Regions from separate parts of the Mus musculus genome. Here region 1 is linked to region 2. The links are chromatin loops, found by intact Hi-C in ENCODE. Cell type or tissue: heart. All regions are shown on one strand. Each heading gives the region's core, and the rest is flanking DNA. Links, peaks and the distances in the headings are about the cores only. Region 1 overlaps Ebf1 (early B cell factor 1). Region 2 holds the start of Ebf1 (early B cell factor 1).

Region 1 (15,988 bases), core at 3,386-11,385, 130 kb before region 2:
TTCCTGGCATTGCACACACAGACACAATGGTGCACATCTGCAAGTCCAGCACCCTTAGAGGTGAAAGCAGGAAGATCAGGAGTTCAAGGGTCACATACCAAGTTTGGGGCCAGCGTGAGTTGCATGAGACCCTGGCTTTAAAATAAAAAAGAAAGAAAGAAAGAAATATCCTTTCACCCTGAAAGTTCTAGAATTCATCTCTTCCATGTTGTAAGTTAGCTTGCATTGGGTGACCATAGTCACTAAAACAAGAAAGTGTTACAGTGATGGTTCAAATACACACACACACACACACACACACACACACACACACCCTATCCCCTTTCTTGACACTAAAAACCCTCTTACATCTTTCCCACATACCATTTGCAAATCTTTTCCACTTTTTTTTTGTATCAAAGAAGGTTGTGGGGGTGGGGGATGATTATAAACTTGTGCTTGATTAATTTGCATATTTCCTTAATCATCCTAATTGTACTTCCCAACTCTAGAAAGATAAATTCCATTCCAAAGTTAAAGATTCAGCAATGAAGAGAGCGATTGCAGAGTTGAGTCTTGACATTAGTTTTTAAGAGTCCCCCCCCACCCCCGTTAAGTCACAGTGATTCACTCATGCAAATTCTGTGTTTATTCCAATCTCTAAACCTTCTGTGACATTTGAGTTTAAAACAGCTTTTCTTAAATGTTGATCTAAGATTTGGGATTAAAGTAGGCACACACCACCTGCTTGAAGTTGGCATAAATGTTATAAAACAAGATGGCATACTTTTTCTAATCCTTGTCTCTAACCAGACCCATATGTAAATTTCACACAGTAGTATTTAGTAGCATAATTAATCCCTACTTTATGTTATGAGTAATATTTCCTATTCCCGACCCTGTGACGTCCTTTAAGAAGATCCATGTTCCAATTAGACTAGCCCATCGGCGCTCTTTTAATGAGCAGATTAATCATTCAGATGGGTACAACGGTGTCATCACAGGTTTTAAATATGATCATCTACATCCTAATGGTGCAGCAGAGCCTTGGCTTAAAGCAAAAAAAAAAAAAAGGTAGACGGAATTGGGGAGAGTTTCATTTTGTTCTCTATCTGGACCCATTCGAGAGACAGGAAACCTTGAGTGGTGCAGAGGGGCAGATTTGGAAAGATCATCATAATTCAGCTCCCACCATCACTTCTCCAAGAAGTCGCATGCATTGGCTCCTGGAAGCACTCACTGGCGTGTGTGGCTTTGAAGTGGAGAGATTCTGTATTTCCTATTTTCTCAGTTGTTCTGCATTTCCTTCCTAACTCCAAGCTCATCTTCCCTTCTGTGAGAAAGGACGAGGAAAGGATTTGCAGATGATAGCAAATTATCTCTTTAACTGATTTGAAACTCTTTCTCACTAGATAGCCCTGACAAGGGTGGAACTCACTATGTCGACCAGTCTGATCTTGAACTCACAGAGATCCTCCTGCCTCTGCTCCTAAGTGCTAGTGTGAAACGGATGTACCACCACAATCAGCATGAGAGCAGTTTTAAAAAGAAGTTTTGATTTGGGGGCAGGACTCAACTATATTACTCAAGTTGTTCTCTATATAAGTACAAGAGGACAAAGAAGAGAGAGACAGAGACAGAGACAAACATGACAAAGAGAGAGGCAGAGACAAACACAGAGACAGACAAAGACAAAGGTAGAGAGACAAAGGCAGACAGAGAGAGACAAAGGCAGACAGAGAGAGTAACAGACAGAACAGAAAGAGAGAAACAGACACACACAGAGAGAGAAAGGGCTCCACCAATGCCATGGATCCTTTTACCCTGGGATTAGAAAACTGTTTCTTTTTTGAAGCCTCCACTTCACCTCTCTACAAAAAGAGCATTCCAGCCAAATCTCATATTAACAGTTCTCTGGGCAAAAACCATTGAAAAAAATCTGTTCACAAAGAAAAGTAGCAAAACCAAAATTTGCTTTAAATCATCCCCATTAACAAATCTATATACTCTTAAATTTACAAACCCCACAACAATCAAACCAACAAGACTTTCTTTCCAATATTTATTAGGGGTTTATTGTGATCACTGCCATAAAAGCCACCAGTTCCTATTTGGAGACTTTACATTCAGGTCCAGACCCTCCACTCAAGTATGTCTTTCCATAGACAGATACATGGCTAGGTCTGAAAAATGAGGTTCAATTACCCCCTTTGACCAGCAAATCCTGGTTATATTTTTAAGACCAATTGCTCATGGCCAGTTGGTCTATATCTACAGCCAAGTGTGTTCTGTCAAGAAGTCTCCAAAGAGAACATGGACTGACTTAAACCCACAGTGAAGGATAGCAACTTAAGGCAGATGTCAAGGATATGATAAAGAGACATAACAGGGTGGTATTGTTTACATGCTTGGGGTAACTCCAGGTTCATCAGAGGCATCTATAATAACATCACAAATGTCTGGATCTGTACAGACTTAGAAGAAGAAGGAGAAGGAGAAGGAGAAATAGGAGGAGGAGGAAGAGAAATAGGAGGAAAAGGAGGAAGAAGAGGAGGAGGAAGAGGAGGAGGAGGAGGAAGAGGAGGAGGAGGAAGAGGAGGAGGAGAGCAACAAGAACAAGAAGAAAAGAAGGAAGAGGAGGAAAAGAAGGGGGAAGAAGAAGCCTTTCAAGAAATAGGACATTGAAGACTGTACTGGAGAACTAAGGACTGTTCCTTAGTGATAACTTTATCCAGTCAACTTAAAAATTTGCTAGGTTTTTCACACAGTGGTATGGAAATGACACTAATCAATCCCAGAAACTTGTATCATTTTGGAGACACCTTCAAGACAGGTGCACCATGCACATGAATTTGCCACCAAGAACAAATGTGTATTCAGCCAATATCCTCCCAGGATGACAATTGTGAGGCAGAAACATTATCTATCCTTATTGTGAAACAAAACCTCCTCTTACAACTCCTAATTTAAGTCTAAGTCCTAAAACTTGTGTAGGACACATTTCCTTTGCATAACATAGCAATTTCCCAGTCTTGGCCTTTCTGCATACACTCTGTTGAAATCTACCCTTGAAAGGCACTAAGACACCGTCTTCATGAAATAGTAGATGTCATCAGATGTCTATCTGGAAAGAGATAGGGAATTATGTACTTGTAGAGAATCAATATTGTTAGGATATCAAAAAGCAGCTAGCGATAGAAGATGGTTTCAATTGGGAAAGAGGGGTATGAGGTGTGTCAGAGGAACGAGGAAGTGTAACGTACTTTCCTTTCTCCACATTCTCCATTTATCATTTTGGAGACATCTTCAAGAAAGGTGCACACGAACTGGCCACCATGTGTATACACAAATGTGCATTCAGCCAATATCCTCCCAGGATGACAATTTTTCAAAAAGTTACCAAAGGAATAGTCCCTGAAACATGGGACTATTAAGAGATTTGTGCATGAATTACACACTATTAAAGATGATAACTCGTCTGTCCTGGGGGTCGGGGTGTAAATCTAGAACGTTACTGAAATGTAGACTAAACATGTAACTTGAACACACTTATCTTTTCTCCATTAAATACCACATCATAGAAAAACCCATGTCAACAACTACAAATAATTGCAGTAAAATAATTATAAATTAGTTCTAGATGTCAAAAGCCACGCAACTCGTTTGATGCTTCCTCTGAGGACACAGTCCAAGAAGAGTTAATCAAGCATAGCGGCTTTCTAATCAGAACAGTGAACTAATGATCCTATTTCGGAGTAATACCAGTCAGACAGAGCTCTCAAAAGGTAGTTAACATCACATCGGCAGAAGGGAATGACAAGCCAAGTCCTGGCTGGGGTAATGCATCATTCATGCCCCTCTCATCCTGACATTTTAACGTTATCTTGTTTTACTGTGTCGGCCTAACACTGCCACTGCTGGCAAATTAAACTGTGAACTTACAAAGTGGGTGGCAATAAATACAAATTATGAGAGTTCAAAAGATGTCCCTGGAGGTGTGCGGCAAGATATAGAATGTCTCTGATTTTTTTTTCTTTTCTTTTTTTGGTCACAGTAGTAGTAGTCAAGAGGCACTGTGGAACAGGCAGACTTAGAAATGGGAGAGAGAGATGGAGGGGGTCAGGGATGGGAGGAGAGAAGGGGGAAGAGGAGCAACTAGCTGATGAAGAAATGATTTTGAAGATGAAGAAATCTACTTATCTAAAAAGCCAACTTAAAGAACAATGGAGATAGACCTAGAAAACTATAGAAATATCCAAGTCAAGTCTTATACATATTGATCTTTCATACAAACCACTTCTTCAATCTATTTAGGAGCTGAGCAAGGCTCTTTATAAACTGTCCTGTATTCTGGGTAAAACTCAGAATGACAATAGGGGGACTGATGGAACGGGAATGTTGGTTGTCCCTGACTTCTTATTAAGAAAGATCGGCTGTTCCTTCCCCACCATGCCTCCCAACCCAACAAAGGAAGAAAAGACCAAAGAGGAAGCTCAGCTCTTTCTATGTGACTGTGACTATAATACATGAGTATGGATGTCACCAAAGATCCAAAGTCCACGGTTCCTCAGGAAGCAGGTATAACTTGAGGAAGGAAACTGCCAGGTTCTTACAAGCTGCAGCCATTCTGCGAGCATCTGGAAAGAGCATCCACAAGCCAGTGGGAAGAGATTCGAAACTCAAGCTTGTCTACAAAGTCAGCAGACTTAAAGCAACTACTGCAAGGTGCATGTGCACCCCAAATAAAGGAAGTCTGCCTTTTTTTTAAAGTAAAGCAGACATTTTTTTAATTTAAAATTTAAATTAAATAAAAAGATATAACAAGCACTATAGTCAAAGATTAGATTTTTTTTTTTAATACAGCCTAACACAGAGACTTTTGCTCTCAATTTGGTCCAGTTCCACTAATGAATCTTATAAAATGTTTTATCTGCCTCTTCCATGCCCACAAACCACTCACAGGAGACTTGGGGATCATCACTTACACCAGAGTAGAGATATCAGCTGGGCCATATGCAACAACGGTCTGTTTATTTTTCCCATAAACCATTGGTTTCATAGAAACTCATTAGCATCACCTGTGTTAATTACACTAGCAAACCAATCAACAGCTCCTTCTTAATTAGGTTTTCTTTATTAAAGCCGGAAATTGCCAAGGAGACAAAAGTCACCTGGGGAAATTATGTGAAAAGGAGTGTTCATGCCAAGTTACACACTAAAATAATAATAAAATAGCCGGGTTTGTTTACAGCAAAAGGAAACAATATTAATATTCAAGGTCACTGGCACACTCCTTATTAATTATTCTCATTATATTAAATTGTGAGCATTTCTTCTTCAAGAGGGTCGGCTTAGAAGAAAGTCTTTATACTTCAATTTGACATCTGGTCAGCAGTTAGGACTTGCTTATTTCAATAAACAGAACCACCTTCGGGTTAAAGCAGTTGAGACTAATTTCACAAGCATATATCCCAATTGTAACTCTAAGTCCTGTGTGTCTGCTAGCAAAGCTACAAGGGCATATAAAAATCAACTGTGAGAGGAAAAGACCCCCGTGGGCAGCGCCTGGAAGCTGAATTCCCCTCATAAGAGAAAGGAAGAGGGACTTCCAGTCATGTTTGCGCTTGCAGGAGCTTTACAGTGGGGAGTAGAGAATAAGATGGGGGGTGAGTCACAGCACTGAGACCACAAAAATAATAGTGTGTGTGTCTGTGTGTGTGTGTGTGTGTGTGTGTGTGTGTGTGTGTGTGTGTGTGTGTATGTTTGTGTGTGTCTGTCTATCTGTCTGTCTGTCCATAGGCATGCATGACCATGAAAGCCAGAAGTCAGTATCAGGGGACATCCTCTCTCTCCATCTTATTTTTTAGGACAGTAAACTTGGAACTCGTGGAATCATCTAGACTAGGTGGCCAATGAGCCTCTGAGATCTCCTGCCTCCACCTCCTGGCCATGGCTTATGACACAGGCTGCCACTTCTGTCATGTTCCATGTGTACTGAGAATCTGAACCCAGGTCCTTGTGCTTGTGTAGCAAGTTCTGTACCTACTGAGCCATCTCCCTAGTCTCCAAAGGAGCTTTTAGGAAGAGGTTTTGGTCAAAGTGTCAGAGTTGGGAGGAGTTTCCTCTTCCGGTCTTGTAGAGGTGGAAAGGGAAGGAGGCCACTGAGCCATCCCTGAGGTCAACTTCTCATCTGTGCGTTGGGAATAACAATGCCTAAACCTTATTCTTAAGAAAAGTAAGTTCGGGCTGGTGAGATGGCTCAGCGGTTAAGAGCACCGACTGCTCTTCCAAAGGTCCTGAGTTCAAATTCCAGCAACCACATGGTGGCTCACAACCATCCGTAACAAAAATCTGATGCCATCTTCTGGAGTGTCTGAAAACAGCTACAGTGTACTCACATATAAAAAAATAAATAAATAAATCTTTTTTTAAAAAGAAAGAAAAGTAAGTTCATATTTAGATGGTAATTTGGTGAGGAAAGCCGTTGGGTATGTCTCAGGAAATAGCCTGCTGAGGAAAGCCTGCGAATCCAGATTCTCTATAATCAGATTATGGAAGGAAGGAAGGGAGGGAGGGAGGGAGGGAGGAAGGAAGGAAGGAAGGAAGGAAGGAAGGAAGGAAGGAAGGAAGGAAGGAAGGAATTAAGAAACAAAACAACAACAACAACAAAACCAACCAAATTTGGGAGCTAGGCTGACAAGATAAGCGAATAGCTGGCAAACATGACGTGAACTCGCTTTGTGGTATCAAACTCCAGGACTCGGCACCTGTTCTTTCTTTGCTTCCTTCACTGGGGTCACCAGTCGACTCCCAAGAGCAGGTTCGAAGAGGACCCGTGCTACAACAACAGAGGCTCTGCTAGCCAGGCATGTGAACCACAGGAAGCAATGAAGAGACCCGCCTCGAAGACATGGAATATGAAGCTACCTGAGTTTACCCTGTAACCTCCACATGCCTAGATCCATACCCACCACATACTACACATATGCACACATGCAGGAAAGAAGAAGGAAGATGAGAATTGCCCCTAAGCCTCCAGGGAACTTTTTCTGGGGGTGAGGGGGGGGGGTGGGAAAGAAGTACTACAAAAGGCAAGGGGGAAGACGGGCAAAGATGTCCTTTTAAAGATACTACAGGTGGCCTCAAAGCCTGAAGAGGATAAGCTCTGGGACAAAAAATCTGACTTCTCAAAAGCTCAACAAGCCATTACCTAGTCCATATTAGCCTCTAAGAGCTAAGCCCCTGGGGTGCCCTCTCACCCCCACCTCAGCAAAGTCAGGGAGAATTTAGACTGTTTTCAAATTGCTGCCCAGTGTTGAGAGAGGGGTCATCTAAAGCTAGAATAGAGTCCTTCTGCTACAGAAGAGAGCAGAAGGGTGCTTATATATTCGAGACAAGACATATGAATGTGGATATCTTATGTCTCTTCCTTGATCAACTTGCTAATTGCTGCAGTGATCTTTAACCTTTCTCTCAGAGATCCACACAGACTTCTCTCCTGAATGAAACTTGAGCTAACACAAAAGCCAAGGTGTGGCTGTTGTGTCTGTGTGACAGGCTGATGACCTTTGCTGGAAAGGTGCTTATCATGCCAGGCCATTGTCTTGCCTGGCCACTTCAATCTGCATTCACAGCTGCTCTCTCTCTCCCTCCCTATCTTTCCCCTGCCCAGCTGGGCTTCCTGTCACTCAAAGCTCAGCTGACTTCTTTGCATTCACCCCACCCAAGGAGGCATACACTGCCTCGCCTATCGGGATCCACAATTGTCCCTTAGCTAGAAAGATAGTTCAGGGGGAACAGAACTATAAAACGGGATCAGAAAGGAAGAGCTGTAGTGAGTGAAACGGTTTTATTCCAAAATCACATCTTTATGAGTCAAGGGCAGACTTGCATGAAAGGACATGCTAGAGAAGCCATGCTTTAAAAGATGAACATGGAACTGCAATGGTTTTAGGATTTTATTCAGAAAATTCTGGCAGACCTAGGGTATCCAAGCAAATGACAAGCAAACAGGGAGGGTTTGGGCAATGTCCCCCAACTTCAATGGCTTCCCTTCTTCCTCAAAGGAAAATCCTAAGGCCTTTGTGTGACTTGTGGGACCCAAGAAAGGAATACATGAGGCTTCCTCGCACTCTTTTACTTCCCCATTCATCTCCCTTGTTTCTCTCCAAGATACTCTTTTATGACCTACATCCTCCTAACAATATCTTCACAACCAACAAATGGTTACCCTAGTCTGTCTGCTTTCCAGTTACTTTAACTGGATGGCAGCCTCTGGCTCAGAGGGACCAATGAAACCATAGCCTTGTCTTTGGAGGAATATGAACTTGAGGCAGAAAGTCTGGCAAAACCACACAAAACTTTGGTGAGCGAGTTCCCTGTCTCAAGTAAGCTCAGGCAGCGATTCTGCTTTTACACTGTGGAAATTCTCAGTTGTCACTTAAGAGGCACTACCAAAATCTGCAACCCTGAACTGCTTCCCCTTGATGATAAGCCTCAATTTCTACCATTTTGCATAATTTTTTCAAGCTTATTGGTGAGAGAAAAAAAAAAGCCCTCCTCATTGGAAATAAACACAGTTTAGAGATTTTCTTTGTAGACAATCTCTTGAATACACACACACATTATCTCCCTGATAGGCAATAATGGCTCTTTAAGGCGCTGTCATGATCAATCGTAAAAATACATATTTAGAACACGTTAAAATGTGTGTATTATAAAAATGTTTTTAAATGAAAACTATTTACCCAAAAGACTATAATGGTTTTGAAGAGTATTTTGTAAATCCATACTTGAGACTTTAAGGGAAAATAAAAGATTTCTGACCTGGGAGATCATAAAGGCTTTACTGAAACCATTAATGTTTATTGTTGCTCAAGAGCTAAAACTGTTTCAGGGAACATGTATACAGCCCAAAGAAAAAACATCACATCTTCTTAAAAAGGGGTCTTCCTTGTACCATTCTGAACTGCCCCAAAAGCAGACAGACATCAGTCCATTATACTAACTAATGGCACACTTAGAAGAAAACGCCATTCAGAGATGGTAGCCTCAGGACTTTGACTAATGGGTATTGTTTAATGGTCAAAGACCCCATCAGCTCTGGTCACCAACAAAACTTCCTTAAGAGTAGTGCATTAAGACCTTGGTCACTGGGGGAAATCTGATAGAATAAACTGGAACTTTATCCCTTTTGATCCCAAGCCTGGTTCTGGAGAAAACAAAAGATTAATGACATCATTGAAAACCTAGTCTCCTAAACCACCCGTTTCTCCTTCTGCAGCCCAGATTCAAATAAACAAACACACCAGCAAACTATAGACAACTCATCTGAATGAAAACCCCAAGTCTCACACCGGGTGTTAACTGTTGTCTGCTGTGTTTCCCCGAGTAAGAAAATGAGATTTGTTTTTAATATGAAACAAATCCCAGGTCTGGTGAATAGTAAGAAGAAAAATGGATCGCTCCTAAAGTTTTAAATTCTGTTTAGTGACATCATATTTTACCCAACTCTTTAAACAAAAGGCTTTTGGGTTTGGGAAGAAAAACAAAAAGGAGTTGGCAGGGGTAGGAAGAGAACAAAGGCAACATCAAGAGAGGGGAATGGAAGGTAAGGGGAGGACTCTAAGATTTCAGATACCCCTAACACTATCATGCACCAGCCTGAAGCAAAATGTCACAGACAACTTACAAACAGAAGTTAAAAACTGGAACCAGTGTCACATGAGAAGCTCGGTTGGGCACAAACACGTGGGGCGGGAATTGAAAGGGGGCTGGTGTAGACCCACTTTTCACAGTCTTTCTCCTTTCAAATTCACAAATCTCTGCTGGGTTTTCTCAAAATCTTTACCTGTCGGGACCCAGTGGCCAGCTGGGTTTGATGAGGACAGCCACGCACCCCTGTAACGGGTGAAAGGGAGTCTGAGATGATAGGACTTAGCTTTACAGCAAAGGAAGTCCCTAATAGTTAACGAAGAGAGGGGATTTTTCTTTCTCACACCTCAAACAACCTGCCTTCCTCACAGAGCCTGTGCAATAGACTGTCTCAGGAAGCAAATAGACCCAGCTAAGAGTCCCTTCAAAGCTAGGCTTTCATTTATTGTCAAGAACAAATCAAATGGGTTCTTTTTGTGTAACACATGAGTTAGGCTGACCTAGCGATTCATACATAGCCAAGTAGTGGTTCATTGTATTGGCTTTTCTGCCTTCCCTGTAATGTTACAGAAAGGAATCTAAATACCAGAGGGCTCCTAGGCCCCTTGATGAGAGTACTTAGTTCATATCAATGCCAATGGGACTCAAACCTAGGCATTCTAGACAGAATGGATTTCTTTGTTGGGTACTTTCCTTCCCCTACTTGATTTCACACTAGCTGTGTGTGTAAACCCATAATAAATCACGAGGAATATAAAACACACTACACTCCCTCCCCAAGTTGGCCTAGGTCATTTATCATTCTGTGGATTTCAAAAGGATGGTAGTGTTTTTATTGCAAAGGCTTTGTCATTACAGAAAGGAGAAAAGAAATTATTGATTACAATTAGATAGTATATTAGCAAGCCCTGATGCCTGTGTTGCTGAGGGTTTCAACCTACATCATTCTCCCCTCTTAAAATTCTGAACAGCAATTTCTGTTATGTTAGAATAACTGGTATAAGTCCATAAAATATAACCTAAAATGTAATTATATAATTTTCCATGCCAAAAGCAATCCGGTCAATATCTCTGAGACGCTAATATTTTCAGATGCTATTAATGGTCTCCTATCATGGTACTGATTAAAGAAACATTTTGTCTTTTCATCTGGATGGAATGGCTAGTGTAATCATTGAGGCATAGACAGCTAAAATATTTATTAGTGAGTATACCTTGGTGCAGGCAGTGAATGTCAATTTAGGTGTGAAAGGAAAGTTACAATGAAGAAGCCCTCAGCTCAATACAGTTTCAGGTTTCTCCAATGCTACTGAGGTGGTCATCTCCAGTCAAGCAGGAGATCTTAAAATATGTTCTTCCGCATACCCCAACACCACACACACACACACACACACACACACACACACACACACACACACACTCATGCATACACTGATGCAAGAACACACTCAAGCATACCTGCATAAGTTCACAGTCCTCTGCAGAGCAGACCTTTTCAGATTTCAAGCCAGTCTTAAAATGACAATAAGAACTAGGGATCAGCCAATAGAGACATGCTTAAAGACAAGAGGCACTAAGTGGATATAAACCATCTAACAGTGAAGCCCACCCAATAGCCAGGCTTCCAATCTATGGTTCCTGTTCAGTGAAGCAATATATAAACCAAAATCTCTCCTTTCCCCCCACAGAACACACAGCTTCTGTTTTATAACTCATAAGAGACCTAGCATCACATTCTATTTAAATAACCAAACTCAGAACTGGCAGGCACCTAGAGAACGGTTTCTTCAAGTCAGCCACTGGATATTATTTCTTTCACCAAACTACAATCTCATTTTTTAGCTTTGAAGCCTAAAAACTATCACAAGGTGTTTTGAAATGAATAGCATATTTCTTTCTTATTTTTTTCCCCCTGAGAATGGAAAAGATATGTTTCCCTCAATGGGTTATACAGGAAGAAATGCAGAATCCTATCCATGCAAATCTATCAGCATAGTAGCAGACAAGAGTTCCACTATAGACCATCCCATTTATTTCAGATAAATGTATCTATGTCCTGTGTGTTCCAAAACACGATATGAAAAGAGCAGTAAAGAGTTGGCTTTGTTTAGGGGGAATACACTCTGTGACTTTGTAGTGGTCTCCAAAAGGAACTTTTCCTTTATAGAGGATTCAGATAGGCCTCTTTCCTCATAATGAGCACATAAAGATAAATTCCACCTAGCACAGAGCAATGTGTGTTTATAGAACATGTACCGTAGAAGTTATGTGGCAGATCTGCCAGAAACCAAGCTCTCTCAATGGATGCATGCATGATCTCCATTCATAGCACTCTAGATAGATAGATAGATAGATAGATAGATAGATAGATAGATAGATAGATAGATGACATTTTATATATATGGATGAAGATATATGTATATATGCATATATATTCAAACACTTCATTTGTTTTATAATTTAAATTTTTCTTATCTACCATCTATTCCCCTTAACAGTCCCCATCACATTTATTTATGTATTTATCATACTTCCAACACTTTCTTGCTTTCTTGTTTTCTTTCTTTCTTTCTTGTTTTCTTTCTTTCTTTCTTTCTTTCTTTCTTGTTTTCTTTCTTTCTTTCTTTTTTTCTTTCTTTCTTTCCATTGAGCCCAATTAGTCCTGCCCATATGATTCTCTACTGGCTCATCCACTGGGGCACAGGGAACCACCTAATAGCCAAAGCCCCAAAGGAAAATGACTTTCTCTCAATTTCTTCTTCCGTATCTTTATCAGGCTCTTTTCCTATAGACAATTTAATGTTTATAAGCACTAAAGAATGTGCATTTGGAAGCCAGAAGAAGTAAGCTGGAAGTGGATTTTGCCACACACATAAATTCTGTCACTGAGATGAAGAAGCAATCTGTGTTGTGCTCCTGCAGCTCTGAGACAAATCCTAATACAGGCCTCTTTTCCCATGGTGAACACTGCTAGAAGCACTAAAGAATGCAGGCTTATAAAATAGTGAGTAGGGCCAGAGAGATGGCTTGACTTAGAAGTACTTTGTCACCAAGCTGGGGGACCTGAGTTTGATCCCTGAAAGTCACATGGTGGAAGAAGAGAACTGACTCCTGAAAATTGTCTTCTGACCTGAACACATGTCACGGTACACACACATGTGCACACACACATAAACACACAGATAAACACATAGAATCAAAACACACTTTCATATTAGAAGAACCTAAAATGCCCAGTGTCGAGACCAGAGGGAACAAATCCACTGAGTCTATAGTTAAAGTTACAAGCCAACAGCGTCTGGGGCCCTGTCCTTTTTGCCTTGTGGAGGAGAGTGAAGTGTAGACAGAAGCTACTGGGAGGGGAAATGGGTGATTCCAGCTCCAAAATCAAGCAAAACTGCCAACCTTGTCAATCCAGATGGTCAGACAAAGGGAAGAGACCAGCCTCGCACCCGTCTACAGTCCAGCCATGGGTTAACTGGCATCTCTAATACTTTTCACCTAGTCTGACTTGACAGATGCCTAACCTTAGCTACTGAGCGAAGACAGGCTGATGGGCCTTGGCCGTACAGAGAGAAAATTTTTGATGCTTCTCACTTATGACATGATTGATTTTCTTTCAGCAGCCCTTCACTTTGGGAAGTGGCGAGGGCTGGCTCACTGCGCCCCGGTGCGCCCTGACCCCCGACATGCGGCCGCTGTGAGGCTGGAAACCGATGACGGCAGAAACCTAAAAAATCAATAGGCCCTGTCAGTCAGGGGCGAGTCGGACGTCTTTTAAAAACCCAATCACGACATGCATTCGCTGCGTGGTGTGGATCCACTGCACACTTGAGAACACAATGAATTCCCCGTTCCTGACTTTTTATTTATTTGTTGCTGCTTCCCACTTCCCTCTCTGAGACAAGAAACCCTTCCCCTTTAAGTCAGCCAGGGAAAGGGGCAAGTGAGTCGGAAGGTTGGATTTTTGTGATTTTATTTAAAAAAAAAAAAAACCGGAAAAATTCCCTGGAAACTATTTGAATAGCATGGAATAAATAGAGCTTGTCACCACTGCCAACATAAACAATGACATCATTTTTTTTCTTTTTTTACATTATCTGGAAAGAATTTGGATAGGACTTTTAAGTCTAAAAACCCACGAGGTCAAAACTGCTTAATAGCTTAATAAAGTTGATCAAGGAAATACTATTGTTTAATTTTTTCTTTTAGGATTTCTTTAAGGTGAAAGAATTAAAGAGAGGCATGCATGCACACACACACACATGTGCACACATGCACACATTCTCACCTACAGAGTCTGGTGTTCTCTGCCGGGGAACAGTAGGGACTATGAATGGCTCAGTTACAGAGCCAGGTCAGAGGAATTTTCTCCAGCCAGTGTGGAAGGAAAATAAAATCCTCATCCTTTCTCTGGGAGGCAGACAATGCAAAGGGTGGCATTTAGCTCCTCCGTGATCTGAGCCAAGGGTTGGGGGCAGGGAGGGGGATGTGGAGTAAATACCAACTGTGACAACCACAAAGATAAGAAAAAGACCAGCTTGGCCAGAAGGCTGCTGTGTACAGAAAGAAGCCAGTTCCACACTGGCACACACGGGAGGAAAGGGAAGACCCTGGAGGCTGGAGAAGAGCTGAGGATGCTATAAGGACCGGTTATTATCATAAGAACTATAGGAAAACATGTGTCAGAAATTCTGATATGCTCTTCAGAGAAATGTATAGGTATTTGTGCATCTTAAAAATCCATGCTAGGCAACATCCCTACATTAAAAATAAAACAAATAGAGAAAAAAAAAATCTCTATCTGGATTTCCAAACTAAGCCCAATTAAAGGGTTTTTTGTTTTTTTGTTTGTTTGTTTGTTTGTTTTGGTTTTTTTTTTTTTTTTTTTTTTTTTTAGTGGCTGGAAGCCTGACAAGCTACAGTTCCCCCCTGTTTCAGTGGGTGTGTGTGTTTTAATGTAATATTAATGAGCCAGGATGGAGGGTCATAAAAAGTGATAGGTTTTTGCGATGGTAAATTATAAATCGGTATTGATTTTTCCCGGCACTAATGCAGCCGGCTTATTGTAAGACACCACAGGCAAAGTGCACTTTATCAGATTAGACTGGGGCCAGTATCAAATATACATGAGAATAAGGATGCATTTGTGAGTTAGACTAGACTTTTCTTCCCTAACAATGCATAAAATTTTTAAGGAAAAAAAAAAATGACCAAGGAACCCAGTGAGTTCACCATTTTTTTCCCAAAGCAAAAACTTCCAGAATCATTGCTCTTGGGACAATTTGTTCCAAAATGAATAGATGGTGGTAATAACACCAATTAAATTATAAATGGTTTTGGTTAAAGGCAGTTCTAAGTTTCTTGCATTCATTTGTAGCTCAGGTGGGTGCCCAAAAGAAAGGGGTAGGTGTGCTTTGGGCTCACAGCCCCCACTCCTCAGATGGCATTGCTCTCCCAATGCCCGCATTGGGGCGGGGGACGGGGGAGGGGGAGAAAGTGAGGTGTTTCTGGAAGCCTAAAGATCACACACACACACACACACACACACACACACACACACGTATCAGAGTCTTGGGAGCCTCTTCGGTGGAGATATTTAGCTACAGAGTAAAGAGACCAAGTCATCAAGAGAGAGAGAGAGAGAGAGAGAGAGGTTAGTCTGTCTCCTCTCAAACCTGGACAGGTCAGCTTCTACATCAGTAAAGTCCTCTTATAGTTTGCCTTTTGTTCTTTGGCACACTCTCTCCTTCAGCTTTGGGGCGGCCGGGGGCTGGGGCTGGGGAGCGGGCAACATGCTAACAGAGCTGTTTCCAAACACTTTCCGACTTCTCCCTACAAGCGGCTGGCACGATCTCTATCAAAATCTGCCACTTTCCTCCAGGCCTGTGCAGGGACTGTGCCTGCACACGTGACAGGCTGCCTTACCCAGCTCCGAGGCCCTACGCTCAGCCAAGACTCTTCTATGTCTCCAGAGTGCAGACAGGAATTGGAAACCAGCACATTTGCCCCCACCGCACCCCCCAAAATAGTGTTTTTTAAGAAGTTGGGAAGAACATGTGTTTATTGACAGTTCATTAACAAACATCAAGCCCCCTGCAAGCTGTTTACCAAGGGATGTGGTGAAGTGAAGAAGTGTGAATATAAATAACTAACAAAGGGAGAATGGGAAGCATCACAGGGCAGTTCTACCTCTAATACATTCTGAGTCTACTTTTCTATAGAATATTTGTTTAAAGGAGAAATACAGTATTTCTAAAGGGCTATCCATGGCATATGAGTCAGTTCAAACAATAGGTGTTGGAGTGCTAGCTAGATGCTAGCATCTAGAATATTGAGACAAAACTCTACAAAA
Region 2 (15,988 bases), core at 4,652-12,651:
TCAATTACATAAGATCTCCGTTTGGAACTTTCTAGATGGGATAAACATCATTATTACCAAGGCTGCTAGTTGAAATGAATGAGGCCATGATAATATCCAGTTAATAATAAGCTTCAAGGCAAATCCACTGAGGACTCCCCCAGGCAATGGATGACAGGGACTCCCAGAAGTCCTGTGTTTTCTCCTTGGTAACTGAACATCACTTGTTAAAGGCCCAGTCCCTCCATAATGCATCTCTTTACCAAATACCGAGCTACCACTTTGCTTCTGGCGGTGGAGTCAAAACAGAGAATCTTTCTCCAAATCAAGCATAGAAAAATGAAACCAAGAGTTCGGATTTACTCAGAAATAATTAAGAACTCTGGGGAGATCTGGAATCTGAGGTTTCTGCCTTCCCTCTCCCTCTGCCTTTCCCCTCCCTGTGCCTGGATAGAATAAGAAGAGTTCTCAAGGCACAGGGTCAGAAAAAGAGGTACCTGCTTCTGGAAAATTCTGCAGTAGAAGAGAGTGGGAGTCTACCATGGGATAGCAAGGATAAAATTCCTGTCCCTAGAGTAAACTGCACTCACATTAAGGGAGCAAGCTTTCCTGTGCAATTCAAAGGCAGAACTTCCTCCAGCCTCTAACCAGTTTTCTTATCACTGAAAAGCCTTATTAAACTTATTAAAACACACATGCATGCATGCACATACAAACACAGCACATATTTGTCGAGAGATTAATATTCAGATGGGACCAGGTACAGGCAGATATGATAGATTTATTTGGGTAGCCCCAGAACCACAGTGACATTAAGACACACTTTGGCCTTTTTTCCCTACTGCCTGGAACTTTCCCCTCCAGCTTTCTCTACTAAAAGCGTTTCTACGGTGTACATTTAGCACGCACAGCAAGACTGGCTCACAGTTGAGCAAATCCAGACGCTAACCCCCCCCAACTCCCCCCCCCACCAAGGATAGGCATCTTCTAACACCAATTTTGGGGGACAGGGGGCTTCAGCTTCTCTCACTAATTCAAATGTATGCTTCTGTGGGGTTTGAGGCACGGTGGTTGAAGTTGGATCAGCTGGGAGATCCCAAGGGCATATAAACAGCCTTGACTATTTTAAGTGAGACCATTTTAATAGACAGCTGGTTTAGGATACAGACAATGGAGCCCTGAGAAGAACGCTCATTGTCATCCTCCATAGTAAATCATGTGTCTGCTCATTGGGAGGAAGGTGGTCTGTCTGAGAACGCGACAAAGACAACACTGGCTTAAATAAATCAATGTGCTTATCAGAAGTGAGGATGGGGGAGCTGCTGCTACAATGGTAGGCAGAGGGAGAGAAATTATAAAAACGCATTATTGGAATTAATCAATCGAGGATGAATCAAGTTGAGCTTTATAACCATCGAAACAAAAGGTACACAGTATCAAGTGGAAAATACTGTTTACATTAATCCTGCCAAGGGCAAACAAATGCCTCAAGGCAGTAGGGATGCTTGGACAGGAAGAAATGTGAAAGAATAAACAGAAGTAACTTCACTGCAACTTTCAAAAACTGGTGCTACTGGGATACGTTGTCCAAACCGGTCCTATTTGGAGACCTGACTTTCTGATAGGTCAGTAGCTCCTCTCTCTCTGAATGTCAGCCTCTACCAGAAAATAACAAGCAGGCAGAAACGAATGCACGTTCTTGCTGATCCTCCCTTGATTTCAGATTGGGTTTTTTTTTTTTTTTTGAACCGTATTGTTTTATATATATGATTAACAAAAGATGAAAAAACATGGGTGTTAAAACTTTCATAATCTCCAAGAACAACAGGTCTTACTGTCGGAAGAGAAAACTCCATTTGTTTTAAATGCTTAAAGTCAACGTGTGCAAGTCTTTGAAAATCAGTCAATCCCTGTATCATGCTTGTCCTGGTTACTGCTGTTTTAAAAGTCATCGTTGAAGCATAGTTCATCCTTAGTTTTTTTGAAAATGTTGCTGAGGCTTAAAAGTTCACTGAAACTTACTTCGGGAAAAAAGACTGCACAGCAAAAGAAAAAGGAAAAAAAGAAAGAAAGAAAGAAAATGACTCTGAGCACACACCGGGATCTTACTTCAATGGGATGCCCACAGAAGTTCAGAGAGTTGAGCTTGCTTGCCTTTGTTTACTTTTCTGATAGTTTTAACTCCTGTCCCACACCACATTCAAGGGAGCAATGAGCATATGCATTTTTCTCATTAGGAATTTGTCCTGATTTGCAATAAAAAGGAAGGGAAGAAGAAGGAAGAGGAGAGGTAAAAGAAACTTGAATTTCCCACATAAATAGAAACAATAACCTTGAAAATGATACTATTTCTGAAAACAAAACAAAAAGCAAAATCTATTTGTCACCTCAGAGAAAGGGCCATAAATATAAAAACTGCCTTCTTCAACCAAAAGAGGAGTACCTTCTAAATAAAACTATCAGTGATAGCAAATTACTAAGAAGCGAGCCAATAATAATGTCTATAGTATAAACACACCGCACAGTAATTACTACATTCACCCACCCTCTTCCACTGCCTTTCATTAAAAAAAAAAAGTGCTACATAATATAGTCCAGTTTCCAGTAGGTGAAAGAACCCTAGTTAAAAATTAAGCCATGCCAAAGAAAACACCACAAATCTGACATTTCATAAACAATTGTGTCAAACAGCAAATCTAACATTAATAGTAGAGTAAAATCAAAACTCATTTTGCCTCAAGTAGCAGCTTGGCTACTGGCGAACAAATTGCAAAGATGTAATTTCAGCTCAGCAGCTAAGCAGGCCCGTTTTCAGAACTGAGTTAGGCACGATATCATATTCACTATGCTGCTCAGTTACATCAGCCCTAACTAAAAGGCAAGCACGTCCCCATGCAGGGGACTTTCTGTTGCATCTCTTCTGTCTTGAAGATCTAAAAGCCCTTCTATTATTCAAATGCCTTGGGGCTGGGTGGGGACTAAATATTTCAAATAATTCCATATGACATTTTTTCCTAGAAGCAATAAATGATATTCTACTTGGATAGTTACTGCATTTAGTACGTTAGTAGACAGAATTGACTTTGTCAACTCAGTCAGGCAATAACAATAAGATCACAAAAATAGCTAACTTATTATATGCTTAATATATGTCAATCACTGTTCTAAGGCCTTCACAGTTATGGATCTATTTATTTTCACAGCAGACCTTTGAGTTGGGTGCAACCATTATTCCCATTAATTCGATTCTAAATTCATATATATTTTAATTTGTAGCTAAAACCCAATCTTCCCTGCTCCAAAACCTATGTCAACAATTCACGCATGTCCACATCCAAACCGTCTTCATCCCCAGCAAGAAACACACAGATAGCAGGCTGTTGGTACAGCCATACGAGTTCGATAAATGCATCCCGACTAATATGTTCGTTTTTAATGCTGTTCAAACATTCACATGGAAACAGCTCTAGCGTAAATATCCCCGAACAAATGGCTGTATATTATCCAGGAGGGAGCAGTTGGGCCGCCAGACTGGGGAAGTACTAGGCCATCTGGCTCCGGCAAGCTCTCCAAAACCATCAGCTTTGTTTTCACCCCCAGACTCCAAACAACACATTTTCCACTGTGATGAGTTTACATTTTCCCAAACACAGGTCCTGATCATGCATAAAAATTCCAAACTTCTTCATTCCTCTATGTGCAAGGAAATTTAAATCACCTGCATTTTTGACATGTTACCAAAGGAGACAGAAAGCTGTTGAAATATAGCCCTGACATAAACCTGCTCTGTCCTCTCTTGTTTGGCTCCCTGGGTATATGAAAGAGCCTCTTTGCTGGCCTGGTAAATTCCTTAGGAACTTATAGATATGCCAAAAATTAGTGTTTCTCTACCAGTGAGCTGAAAGAGTAGTTAATCAAACCTATGCAGCCACGGTAGGATATAACGAAACAATCAATGGGCGTGACAGAGAGTTAAAGCAATAACTTTAAGGACTGCAAACACCAGAGTAAATATATAAAGAAAGCAAGCTAGGAAACAAATCTGACAACCTTCACTTTAACTGTCCCTGCGCCCCCATTGTATCAACACCATTCCACACCCATCCTCCACCCACCCTACCATTAAACCTATACATACAAACATGATGTGACTTCTGTTTGCCCTTCTCAAAAATAAATAGATGAAATAAAGGCAAAACACTTTGTTTTGGGAGCAGGGGACATGAGATTGGGTTTTCTTTCCTTACTAAGTATCACTTGAAAAACTTACTCTTCAAGAAAACGAGTCTAAGAAATTGAGCTAGTTTTGTGTTTATTAACTACATAAAGATAGATTTGTTGATGAATGACCCACAGAGTATATCACATCTCAAATCACTCATGCAAACCTGAAGTGAGACAGATTAAGCCTCAGGCTTCCCCAACTGGGTCCATGAGCGTTTCTACAGTTAACACTGTTTCTGGATGCATTAGCCATAAACTTTGGGATCCTAAGGGTTCTTGCATGCTCACTGATAGAATACCAAAAACAGCAACGACACAAAAACAATCTATTTTTAGGCCAGCTAAACTTGGTTTTGAACAACCCTTCTCAAAAGCGAGACATTTCTTTTCTAGTTAAATGGGGTTTTGATTTGTTTGTTGTTTTGTTTTGTTTTTCAAATTTTTATATTTTATACCCTGTGTTTTACAAAGGAGGGATAGGAGAATGGGCCTCAGAGCCTTCTACAGTCACTCCTAAAATGAGATTCCATTGTACCTGGTAGGGCCCAAAATTAGGAATCCTTCCTCAGAAGAGTCTAATGAGACACTTTAGGAAGGTGTGAAACACTGTCATCCTTAGACATCTTGGTTGATTGAGTACAATTCTGTCTGGGTCTCAGTGTTACTGCTAGATGCACTCAAAATGAGGAACAACCTGTGCAGCTGCAGCCCAGCTACTTTTGCATGTGACTGGCTGACGATTCCATCGGAATGTCAACCCCAGCTTGTGAGTCAAGGGTATGACATCACATGCTCAAAGGCACATGTCTACTATGGAAAGGGCTAGGGTCACCAAACAACGGAGACAAGATCTCACGGTGGCCAGGGATTCCCTCCACCAGCTCTGGTGTTCTTAGACATTGACAGTTATAGTCTGCTCCACACTCTGAATATCAAAATCTGAAACGCATCAGAAAGCACTCCACAGAAGGCAATGTTACCACTTTGTCAGCCAGCCTTGGTCACTCCTTCTGGTTAAACGGGCTGCTGTATAGAACCACACAGAACCAACACTTTTAGAAAGTTCAAGTCAGAGTGAGCATTAAGTGGCATAAAATAATTTCAAACTACAGGGAGATCACTTCTGAAGCTGAACATGAACATGACTCTGCAGCGAAGAAAATAAGGCTTCTGGTGTCTCTATCTACTGTTTTGGAGTGTATGATATTAACTAAGTCCATAAGAAGGTAACTACTTCCAAAACTTTAGCAGCATGCTATCAAACAACAAGCAACTGGATAATGAACACAGATTGCCTTTCAAAGTGAAAGTTATAGAACGGGAGGTTACCCAATCACTCTGAAAGCAAACGGGTACATCTTAAAACATTTTTTGTCTTGATACTTTTCTACCAACTTAGATAATTGTTTGGGGTTTTTTTTTGTGTTGTTTTTGTTTTTTGTTTTTTGTTTTTTTCAGATGACTCCTGACTAGACTAAATAGCTACGTGTATCTATAACTTAAACTTTTAGTAATGTATGCCAAATGACTTTCTTATACCTGTTATTTTTCTTTAAATGAACCATTTCCCTCTCTCCCTCCCCATAGAATTTATGATGCTATCAAACAGCAAAAGATACCTTCAACTGTAGCTTTTTTTAAAAGAAGGCTCTATGGCCCTGTTAATAAAATATTTGCCGTATTGCTTTATATTTTAAAAAATTCTTCTACTGTTCTTGTATGAGAGAGCTTGTTGATTTTTTAAAAATCAATTCTTAGTAGCACTATTTGTTTAGGGAGGTAGGAATTAAAGTTTTGGGAAGATTTAAATCAAATGGAAACAATCTCTCCAAACATGTACCAATTTTATGCTCCTTGGAATAGAGCTTTTCATAGCTCGGCCTGCATTTCAGTGGTCAGTGTTAGAGAACCACATTGGCCCTGTCTGGTTGTTGGTGTGCATGTTTTTCCCTTTGAAAGTAAATCCTGATGAATACATGAGGAGTAGGGGTTAGGGTTCATTCTTCTCCCCCTGCCTTCCCTGTTTTCATTCCTCTCTGACTAGAAGGACAAGAAATGATACCCATCATATCAAAAACTGTTTTTGAAAAACAAAATTCCACCTAATATATATTTCGTTTTGATATCAGAAAACATTAAAAACCCACTAAATCAAGTCTTTTGTGCTTCTGCTCAGCAAGAAAAAAAATTAAAAATTCAATGTCCAAAGGAAAGAAAATTATTCTATGTAGCAATCAAAAGAATTGAAGAAAATAACTGTAATTAGAACAATAAATGGGAATTTACTCTGAGCTGTCAACTAAGAAATAAACACAAACTTCCAGAGATGAAAATACTTAAGGGAAATAACATGATATCAATTTCTTTAGACACTTATCACTTTAAAAACATACTTCATATCCATAATTCCATATGATTTATTTGTGTCACAATAAATATGAACATGATTATCAACATGAGCTGTTATTAAATGCTTCTTGCTAAGATCTCAAACTCCCAACAGCTTATTAATGTGTATTTTGCACATTATAGCCAGGCAGATCTAAATCTATTTTTAATTGTGCATGGACACCCTAATTCCAAACTTTCTAACCCAGTGAAGGAAGAACACCTCTTCTTGTTTTAAAAGGAATATTTAAAATGACAATCAAACAAACACATCTTAACCCTGCACTACACTGCTACTTGCTGCACAATAGATGATAACTTTTCTTTTTGTTTTGAATTCTTTCATCCTCTCAATAAAGCTGTCTTTTTTGTTTCTGTTACTTCAACTAGCTAACCAGCTACTTCATTCTGAAACTATACTTTTTTCTTAAAATTAAGAAGAGGATAGATGAAAAAAAAATATCCCTCCTGCGCCTCATTAAAATGTCAAGCCTTACTTCCAACTCCGCTCATAATTGTATCTTTTAAAACATAACTCAACCTTAATGTATACTGCCTGACACCGTGTGCTGGCAAGCTTAAGAAAATGCAGTCCATGTCCCTTTAAGACAGAAAGCCTTAGCTAGCTCTTGCTGTCTGGCTCGCAGCCAAACTTGGAGGCCAAAGCAGGAGGGTTTTTTTGCAAAATACTCTTGAACAACTGTAGGCTCCCACTTCCAACACTACCTTCCAATACCATCGCCTTAAAAAAAAAATCTGTGGGGAGTTTATTTGCAAATTCCATCAGCTCCATCCCTTGAATTGCCTCTTACCCCCCAATTCCTCAGGCCTGGGCCTTAGAGAAGGCCTGGCTAGTTAGTTCAGTCTATTCTGCCTCCCGGGAGGGGGTTGTCTCCCGGGCTCCTTTCGCTTCCCTTAGGGCTCCTTGGCCAAGCCAGGGGAAGTTCAGTCCTTTTTCCTTCACTCAGCACCCCCAGGTTTTAATCACCAGGCCTGGCTTTCCCAAGGAGGCAGTGAGCCTCGAGCAGAAATGATCTGGGGAGCCTGCGCTGCTCCCACTTTGCCAGGATCACCCTGACTTTGAAAGTTTGGGTCCCAGTCATCTCTCAGTGGCTCAACCGGTTTTTGAACTGCAGCAAATTTGGTGACCCGAGAGTCGTGGAATTCTAAGAAACTTACTTGTTTTGTCATGGAGTCGATGAGGCGCACATAGAAATCCTGTTCTGTCCGTATCCCTGGGGGTGGAGGGAGGAAGGAAAATTAAGAGAGAGGGGATAAGCCCTGAAAGAAAAAAGAACTCCACAATTCACATAACAATAGCAACAAACAAAAACAACGCAAAAGGGTCCAAGGCCAAGGGGAACTCCTGCTGTCCAGAAAGGGGCGAGCCAGGACGCTCCTTCCCAGAATCCAGAAAGGATCTGCGGGCCTAGTTCAAATGCTCCCCTTAGAAGCCAGCCTCCTCCAAGCACTGGAGCTAGAAAAGAGGTGGGGACCCCGCCCCCCAACCTGGCCACTCTCCCTTCCCAGGCTAGAGCCCTTCTGAAGCCGCCTGGATCCATCAGGAGCTCCTCCACTCCCAGCCTCTCCCCAGCCCACCCTCCCCACCCCTCAAAAAAACCGAGGAGCCAAGCGACCTGGAATTTTGGCCAAGCAACACAGGCCTCAAGAAGTGGGGGAAAGAGGACAACCAAGTGGTCTTGTCAGGGCCAAGTGGCCTCTGGTCAGCCCTGGGCTGACCAAGCCGCCCTCTGCCTCCTCAGGTGAGAAACTTCCTAGAATGAAATTTCGGAGAGGCCTGTTCACCTGGAGGGTGGCTGACGGCTGAGCTTCGCTGGGGGGTTTTCGTCCACCTGGAGCTCCGTGAGCCCCTTGCCCTGACCCGGAGCCCCAGGGTGCTGGCACCGACCCGACAGGAGCCTCACCATTGCTGTAGAGGAGCTGGAGCCGGTAGTGGATCCCATTATTGGTCTTTTCGCTGTTGGCTTCCTGGTTTGCAGCAAGGCCCAAAGACACAAGAAACGAGGAGAGAGGTCTCCATGAGCGAGTGCACCCACCAACTTCAAGGCAACTTTTCCCAAATGGGGACCCCCCCCCCATCCTGTAAAGCCAGTCAACCCCAGTAGTAACAGAAACTGTGGCAAACTTAATCTTTTCTCCACCCTCATCCCAAACTGCTTTCTCTCTACCATTCCAGAAATTTCTGTGAGGTGCACATGGGTGAGACTCTTCCCAGAGCCTAAGGACTGCAGCCTGGGCCATCTGGGGCAAGCATTCCTGATCTGATAGTTCAGAGCAAGCACTCTGCAGGCTCCCAAGGCTAGACTCAAGTAGGGTTCCGCTCGTTTTTTGCCTGGAATCTCTCCAGCCCTGGGGGCTCCGTGCTCACTTTCTGAAGCAGGACCTTGAGTCCCAGGAGCCTGGATTCGTCCAGGGCGGGAAGTAGCTGGGGGCGGGAAGGGGGGGGGGGGGGGACTCTCACAGGAGTGTGAGCAAACCTTTGCCCACACGGGAGGCGGCTTCCAAGGCGCCTGGGCCTGCTTTCTGAGCCCGGGACTACTAGGGACTGCGCTGCGCCCACTTACTTTTTCCTTCTCCACGAACCCCACAAAGGCCGTCCTCTCAATCTCCACGGGCTGGCCCTGTCTGTCGTAGAGGGCCAGGACGAAGTGGAAGAAGTTGGATTTCCGCAGGTTAGAAGGCGGCTGCTTCTCAAAGTGAGCCCGGGCCAGACCCACCCCGCTGCGACCAAAGACGCAGAGTTAGATGGCTAAGCCAGACTGTGTCCCGCATCCCCCTGTCACCCAGGACACGCGAGCGAACCCCCCCAACACCCACCTTCTCTGCTCCCAAAACATCCCCTGGGCTCCTTCCATGACCCATCAGGAGCTCAAGAGCGGCTGACGAACCGGACAAATGCCACTCATGTCCCTGTCCTCCCCTTCCAGAGACAGCGGGTCATCAGAACTCAGAGGTGTGGAAGTTTTGTTTGGGTTTTGGGTGTGAGATGAAACGCTACAATCTTTACTCCACTTGAAACGCGCTGCGTGGAGAGGAAACGTGACCGTGGGTGAAATGAGACGGGGTTAAAGAGAAAGTGCGCAATTTACTACTTCGAAGGCCAGGGCGTGGGAATAGGCTCCGACTACGCCTCCAAATCTCGCAAGTAAGTGGGCAGGTGGAAATGCATGAAGGCATGCTAGGTTGTTCGCTGCCTCAGCCACCCTCCAGGAAACTCCCTAGCCTCGGCCAGCTGATGGTACCCGACCTCAGCACGCTAATTTTCTACACAAACGGCAAGCAAGCGGAGAAGGGTCCCTGATTGGGACTCGCGGCTATTAGAAATGATCGATCGCCATGGGAAAGAGAACTGGGGCGTCTTGTTTTACTGTTGTAAGTGACTGTTGTTGTTTGGTTAATTTTTTTTTTAAATAAAAGACCTGTCTTGCCAAAGTTTTGCCATTCTGAGAAATCCTCCTCACACATTCCAGAAACCCAAAGGGCCAAGGCTTCTTGGCTGAGAAGATCCGCGGGGGACTGGAGAATAGGATGCCCGGGGGCACCACAATGACAGCCCAAACTGCCGGACACTATCGGACAACACACACACACACACACACACACACACACACACACACACACACACACACTTTCGCTTCTAGCCTAGTTACCCAATTCACTCTCACTACCAACCACTCCCAACCCTGTGCTCATGGGGATGGAAACAGTATAGGACAGTTGTCCCTAGCCCTTCCCCCCAAAAATGGAAAGATGGAACTACTCCCCATTCCCCTTCTGCACCCTTTATGTCTAATGGAGCCTGGGCCCACAAAGTTTTCCCCGAAGCCCAGGTGGTGGCCAGCAATGAAAAGGGCAAGGTACCATTTCTCACTTGGGACTAGGAGCCCCTGGACAGGGCACTGGGTGTGTCCAGGGAAGTTCCTCAAGTTGGTCTCCAAGAGCATGGCCTCCAAATCACTCAGTGTAGGATCTGGAGAGTGGGAGAGGGACTGGGGAAGGCCAAGGTGACAGTGGATGAGGGTGGCTTTTAGGAGATGTGAAAATTAAAGTTGGAAATCACTATTCTACAGGCAGACTGAGAAAAACTGAAGGCTAAGAAGTGGAGAGAGGAGAGAGTAAAGAACCAGATAGGAGAAATAAGAGGAGACTCCAAGAAGAAAAATGGAGAGAGAGAGAGAGAGAGAGAGAGAGAAACGGGGGAGAGAGCCAGGTGAGGAAAGAGAAGAGAAAAACGAAGAGTGAAACTGAGAAAGAAGGGGGGAAAAGAGTGGAGAAGGACAAGAAAAAATTAAAGAAGGTAGAAAAGGGAAAGGAAAGATAGGGGGAAAGGAAAGAATTAAAGAAGGTAGAAAATAGAAAGGAAGAAAGGGGGAGAGAAGAAAATTAAGTAGGAAAAAAGAAAAGAGGGAAGAAGAAAAAGGAAAGAACTGAAGCGAAATAAAGGGGAAAGGAAGCGAAGAGAAGGAGAGGAAAAGGGAAAAATATAACCACACAGAAAAGAAAACAAGCGGTCAGAAAAGCGCAGCTATCCAACACCGAGCTGCAGAGACGCCTCTTCTGGGTTAAAACAAAACGAAAACACTCGCAGATGGGGCTGCGGAAAGTGCCGGCAAAGCTTGGGCTCGGCTCCCTCCAGCAGCTCGCTGATCTCTGGCCACCCGGCGACGAGTGCTGCGCAGCCGAGGAGCGCGGAGCTCGGGCGGCGAGCGCAGCGCAGCGGCAGACGCACTCGCGTGGCCAGGCCCCGGGTAGCCGCGCCGCCGTCTCCGGGCTCTCCCGCTAGCCGGTGGCCTCTCCTCCACGGTCCCCCAGCGGTACCCACCTCTGCGCCGCTGTGTTGGCGTCCAGCACCCCGGCGCCCTGCATCCACGTCCGCACCGCGTTCATGCCGCTGCCCAGCGGCTCTTCCTTCATACTGCTTCCACTCCGTTGGATGCTTTCCTGGATCCCAAACATGAAAACAACCTTTTCTTGTGGAAAAATCTCCTCCCCTTTGAAAATATTTGAAAAAAAAAAAAAGGAAAAAAAAAAAAAAACGCCAACCACAGATTTTTTTTTTTTTTTTTGAGTCGATGAGACTCGCGCTACATCAAGGCGGGCTGAAAAGCAAAATTTTTAAAAATGTAAACCTTCGCTCAAAACTGAGCGATAACAAGGAGGGGGGCGAGGGGAAAAAAAAAGAAAGGGAAAATCCAACGAAAAGACCAAAATTAAGAAAAAACAGAGATATATGCCTGGCTGTTGGGGGTTGTTTGGTTGGTTGGTTTTGAGTTTGGGTGCTTTTTTTTTCCTTTTTTTTTTTTTTTTTTTTTTTTTTTTTTGCTTTTTTTTTTTTTTTTGCCTTTTTTTTTTTCTTTTTGTAGTAATCACAGGCCGTTGGAGAACAGGAGGGGCTGGAGTTTCCTTTTGTAGCGGTACCTTCACTTGAAGAAGCAGGAAGAAAAAAAACCACCCTGATGACAATTTAAGAAACAATAGATACGACTCTCGAAGCCGGCTTGGCTACTTGAAGTGTCATTTTCCACAACCAGGCAAGTTTTTTTCTCTCTCTTTTTTCCTCCTCCTCTCTCAACCAAAGATGTTTCTTTCCTTTCCGTGCGTGTAGATGAGGACGCTGGTTGCTGTAGACAGATACACCGGAGGGGGGGGGGGGAAGGGGAGAGAGAGGGAAAGAGGAAGGGGGGAGGGAAAGAGATAGAAAAAGAGAGGAGAGGGAGAAAGAGAGGGGTGGACCCTGCTGGATGGAGATTCTGTTTTCTCCTTGCTAAAATAGAAGTGATTTGCAGGCTCTCCCTGTGGAATCCAGTTTGACTCTCCCCAGAGCTAAACACAGGCACACTAACCCCAAAGGGAAGGAGGCGGGGCCCTCGCAGCCTAGACACGCCCCTTCTTTGCATAACGTCATCCTTCCGCCTTATCACAGCCAATCGCAGCTCCCGAGCTGGCTTGTTCACAGAGCCTGGCCACACTCCCTCATTAACATCCTTCTCCTTGTGGCGCAGGGGAGCCGCCAAAGTTCCCGGCAAAGTGGCGAGCAAGGGATCTCTGAGCTCTAGCGTCTAAACTGGAAGGAGCGTGGCCTTAGAGAGCGAGAGAGGGGGCAGAGGGAAGGAGATGGAGGTATCCTGAGTCGAAGGGGTATGCACCATGGCAGTTCTTAAGCATCCCTTCCGAGCCCTGAGCGCGACGGAGGCGTACTGACTGCGTTCTCTTTGGGCAGACGCCTAGTCCCTTGCTTGCCTGTCCTGGGACTTCGGGGGCAAACGTGGAGGAAAAAAGGACTGACCAGGCAGAAAAGGCAGGATGCCCATCCCAGGTGTCCAGCTCTTCACTCTGAAACAAGGGTGGCGGGATGAACTTTATGTGCGCGAGATCGAGACTTGAGGGCACTCGGAAGACATTATCTCCGTGTCAGGAGAGGTAGAGAAACCTAAAGCCCCAACCAATACGACTTTAGTAGACCGCAAGGGAATGGGCATTCTAGACTCAGTCTTCAGCAGGCTTCTGAAATGCCTCTAACTCTGGTGCTAACCCAGACACGAATGCTGTTGGGCGCGGTTTTCACTCGGTCACTACTCTCCAGAAGTCCCTAAGAGTGAATGAGTCTCTGGGGCTATGCAGCCTGCGACTCTAAATATCTTCAGATCCTCAGTCCCTTCTCCTGCTCCGCAAAGTAGCTTTATTTTTCTTTAACAACTGCAGCAAGGGTGTTGCCTTCTCTGATTAGTTGGTTATTTGGCACACAAAGTTCTTTCTGTTAAAGGGGAAGGGGGCTTGAACCAACTTCCATCACAGCCATAGGGAGAGAGACTGGGATGTAGAGAAGAGAGATGAGAGGTTGGGAGGGAAACGGGGAGAAGAGGAAGTGGATAAGGTGGAAGAATGTAAGGGGAGGAAGGAAGACAGGAAGAAACGGAGGGAGAAGAGGGTAACTTGTCTCCCATCTCAGGCCTATTGACCTTTGTGTTATGGCTAAGGAGGAAATGAGTGGAGGTTTATGGGTAATATGCCTACCCCATCATTTAAAAAAAATGGTTGCAGCGTTTAATAAGCTCGTGGTAAATGTATCATTACTCTTAGAGGACATCCTGGATGCAGCCAAGGCTGCCAAGGACTCCTTGGGGGGAAATTCTTTGCCTGAAATCCAGATTCCCTTTTCTGCTGGTCTTCCTTGGCCCTTTGATTTATAAAATGTATTGCAGTCAGTGACGGGAAGGAACACACATCCCTGTTGAATGGAACAATTGAGGCCAGCAAGCATTCTGGTTGCTGGGTCTGTCCAGGGAGGAAAGTGGAGCCCCTTTGTGATGAAAGAGTGGGTGGGTGTATTCCAAGACTACAGGTTGACTGCATGGCCACTATCTTCAGACATAACTTTATCTACTATAGCTCCCAGACTATTTATCTAGACTACAGATGTGCTGGGACATTTCTTTCTGGTCCCATAATTAATGCCATCTCCTCCAAGCCATCTCAGCAGAGATCATCTGATCCACCAGGATCCTCATAGCATATACTAGAGTTTCTAGTACACAGTAGGTGCTGTGTGTGTGTGTGTGTGTGTGTGTGTGTGTGTGTGTGTGTGTGTGTGTGTGTGTGTAAAAAGATGAGTTATATGCTGGTAGACACCAGAACATTCTCCATCTCTATAGATTTTAAATGCACAATTGAAGCTGGGCCTCTTTAAACTTTTTCAAAGCTCCAAGCTGTGCTGATGTCCCAGACCCAGGATCCTCTTAACGTCAGGAGTACACAGAATAAGCCCCTTCCTTAAGTTCAGTGGTGACCCTTCAAGGTAGGGGCATCAGGAAGCATTGGCCACCCTTCTACAATGGGTCCCAGGAAGCCCTAGCTTAAGACTTAGGCTTAACTCTTCTTAACTGCTTGAGTCTCCACTTTTCAGTAATCAAGCCAAAACATTAAAAGTTGAATGTAGTGGGGTAGATGTTCCAGTGATGCACACAGTCAAGAAAGGATCATTGCCCGAATGAGGAGAAACACAGTCACATTGAGGCCTGTGGTTAACAAGAGTCACAAAGAACATAGTCCTCCAGAGGAGGTCGGAGGTCGGCTACAAAGGATCCTGGTGTCAGTCAGCACATGAAACCCACTATCCAGAAAAGAGAAACTGGAACAGAGAATGACAGCTATAGCAGCCCAATTCTCCAGAAATTAACTAAAAAGGAAGCAATTTTTATATCCATAAGCCAGAGGAGGAGGAAGAAGAGGAGGAGAGAAAGGGGAGGAGGAGGAGAGAAAGGGGAGGAGGAGGAGGAGGAGGAGGAGGAGGAGGAGGAGGAGGAGGAGGAGGAAGGGGAGGAGGGGGGAGGAGGAGGGGGGGAGGAGGAGGAGGAGGAGGAAGGGGAGGAGGGGGGAGGAGGAGGGGGGGAGGAGGAGGAGGAGGAGGAAGGGGAGGGGGGGAGGAGGAGGAGGGGGGAGGAGGAGGAGGAGGAGGAGGAGGAGGAGGAGGAGGAGGAGAAGGCAGTGATGGTGGTAAAGAGAGGGAGGCAAGAATCTTTGGATAGCCCTAATTCCCTTTGGCTTGACAGGCAGCCAACACCTCACCTGGGATAGTGGGCATATTTCACTTTCATTAAGCAAAGTGCATTTGTAGATTTTCATCTGGGTGAATTGCCTTTTAACGTGGCTTCTGCATCCAATAATAAATGTTTAAGTATAAGGAAGCCAAAAGGAAGTGGGAGAGAGAGAGAGAGAGAGAGAGAGAGAGAGAGAGAGAGAGAGAGAGAACTCTCTCTCTCTCTGTGTGTGTGTGTGTGTGTGTGTGTGTGTGTGTGTGTGTGTGTGTGTGTGTGAACATTCAGATACCTGGGCCTCCTTCACAGCTGCAGGACCAGAGCCTCTGGCATTGGTACCTAGGAATCTATATTTAAAGACATTTAAAAATTCTTGCCTTCTCCCCAAACAAAGAGACAGGGAAGGAGCCACTGTAAAGGAATATGTTTCTTCTAGAATGATGTTTTCCTGTCGAACTTCTGGCAGATTCTTCAGCTGTGGCTGGAGAGATGGGGTGGTGGTCATGGATAGGTTCTCAGAGGGTCCACACTACCAAGTGGGGTTGCCCAGCTTCTCAGGTCCCCCAGTGCTGGAGGAAGTTGAGGCTAGGGCCCAAGAATTCCCTCCCCCTGTGCTCTTCAAGCCCAACCAGTGGCACCCAGGCCATCTCGAACTTCTGTAGACCCAGACCCCCTTTCATGGGGCATATAAAATGATGCAATAACTTCTAGGGGCTCAGGTAAAATTATGCTCCCCTGCTTGCCTTTCAGTAAAAAGAAAGACCCCCCTGAATTGAGTGGAACTGGGATCAGAAGGAATGTCCCAAGAAAAGAGGGGATGGCTTTTGCTTGTCTGCCCCCAG

The links. A loop is a pair of places that touch in the nucleus more often than their neighbours do. Peaks named below come from ENCODE experiments on the same cell type or tissue, not always from the same donor. Only the 100,000 strongest peaks of a DNase experiment are listed, where the experiment ranks them.
Region 1: a loop joins it to region 2, with 4 times the contacts of the local background. A loop is called at or near these places in 6 of 42 quality-filtered maps.

The regions. Positions count from the first base shown.
Region 1 is chr11:44,738,543-44,754,530 of GRCm38, reverse strand. All of the region lies in intron 6 of Ebf1 (early B cell factor 1), which reads right to left. Among named protein-coding and RNA genes, the nearest start is that of Ebf1, 130 kb to the right of the region's middle. In heart, for the core only: no CTCF peak of the experiment used is centred there; a DNase peak (open chromatin) is centred at 7,630; H3K27ac peaks cover 1,753 bases.
Region 2 is chr11:44,613,759-44,629,746 of GRCm38, reverse strand. It overlaps Ebf1 (early B cell factor 1), which reads right to left and starts at 11,647. Exons shown (of 16, transcript NM_007897.3): 1 at 11,435-11,647; 2 at 9,177-9,333; 3 at 8,517-8,580; 4 at 7,771-7,826. The coding sequence starts at 11,568. In heart, for the core only: CTCF peaks have their summits at 11,169, 11,373 and 12,618; DNase peaks (open chromatin) are centred at 9,346, 9,616, 11,406, 12,526 and 4 weaker places; H3K4me3 peaks cover 4,403 bases; H3K27ac peaks cover 3,742 bases; H3K27me3 peaks cover 2,800 bases.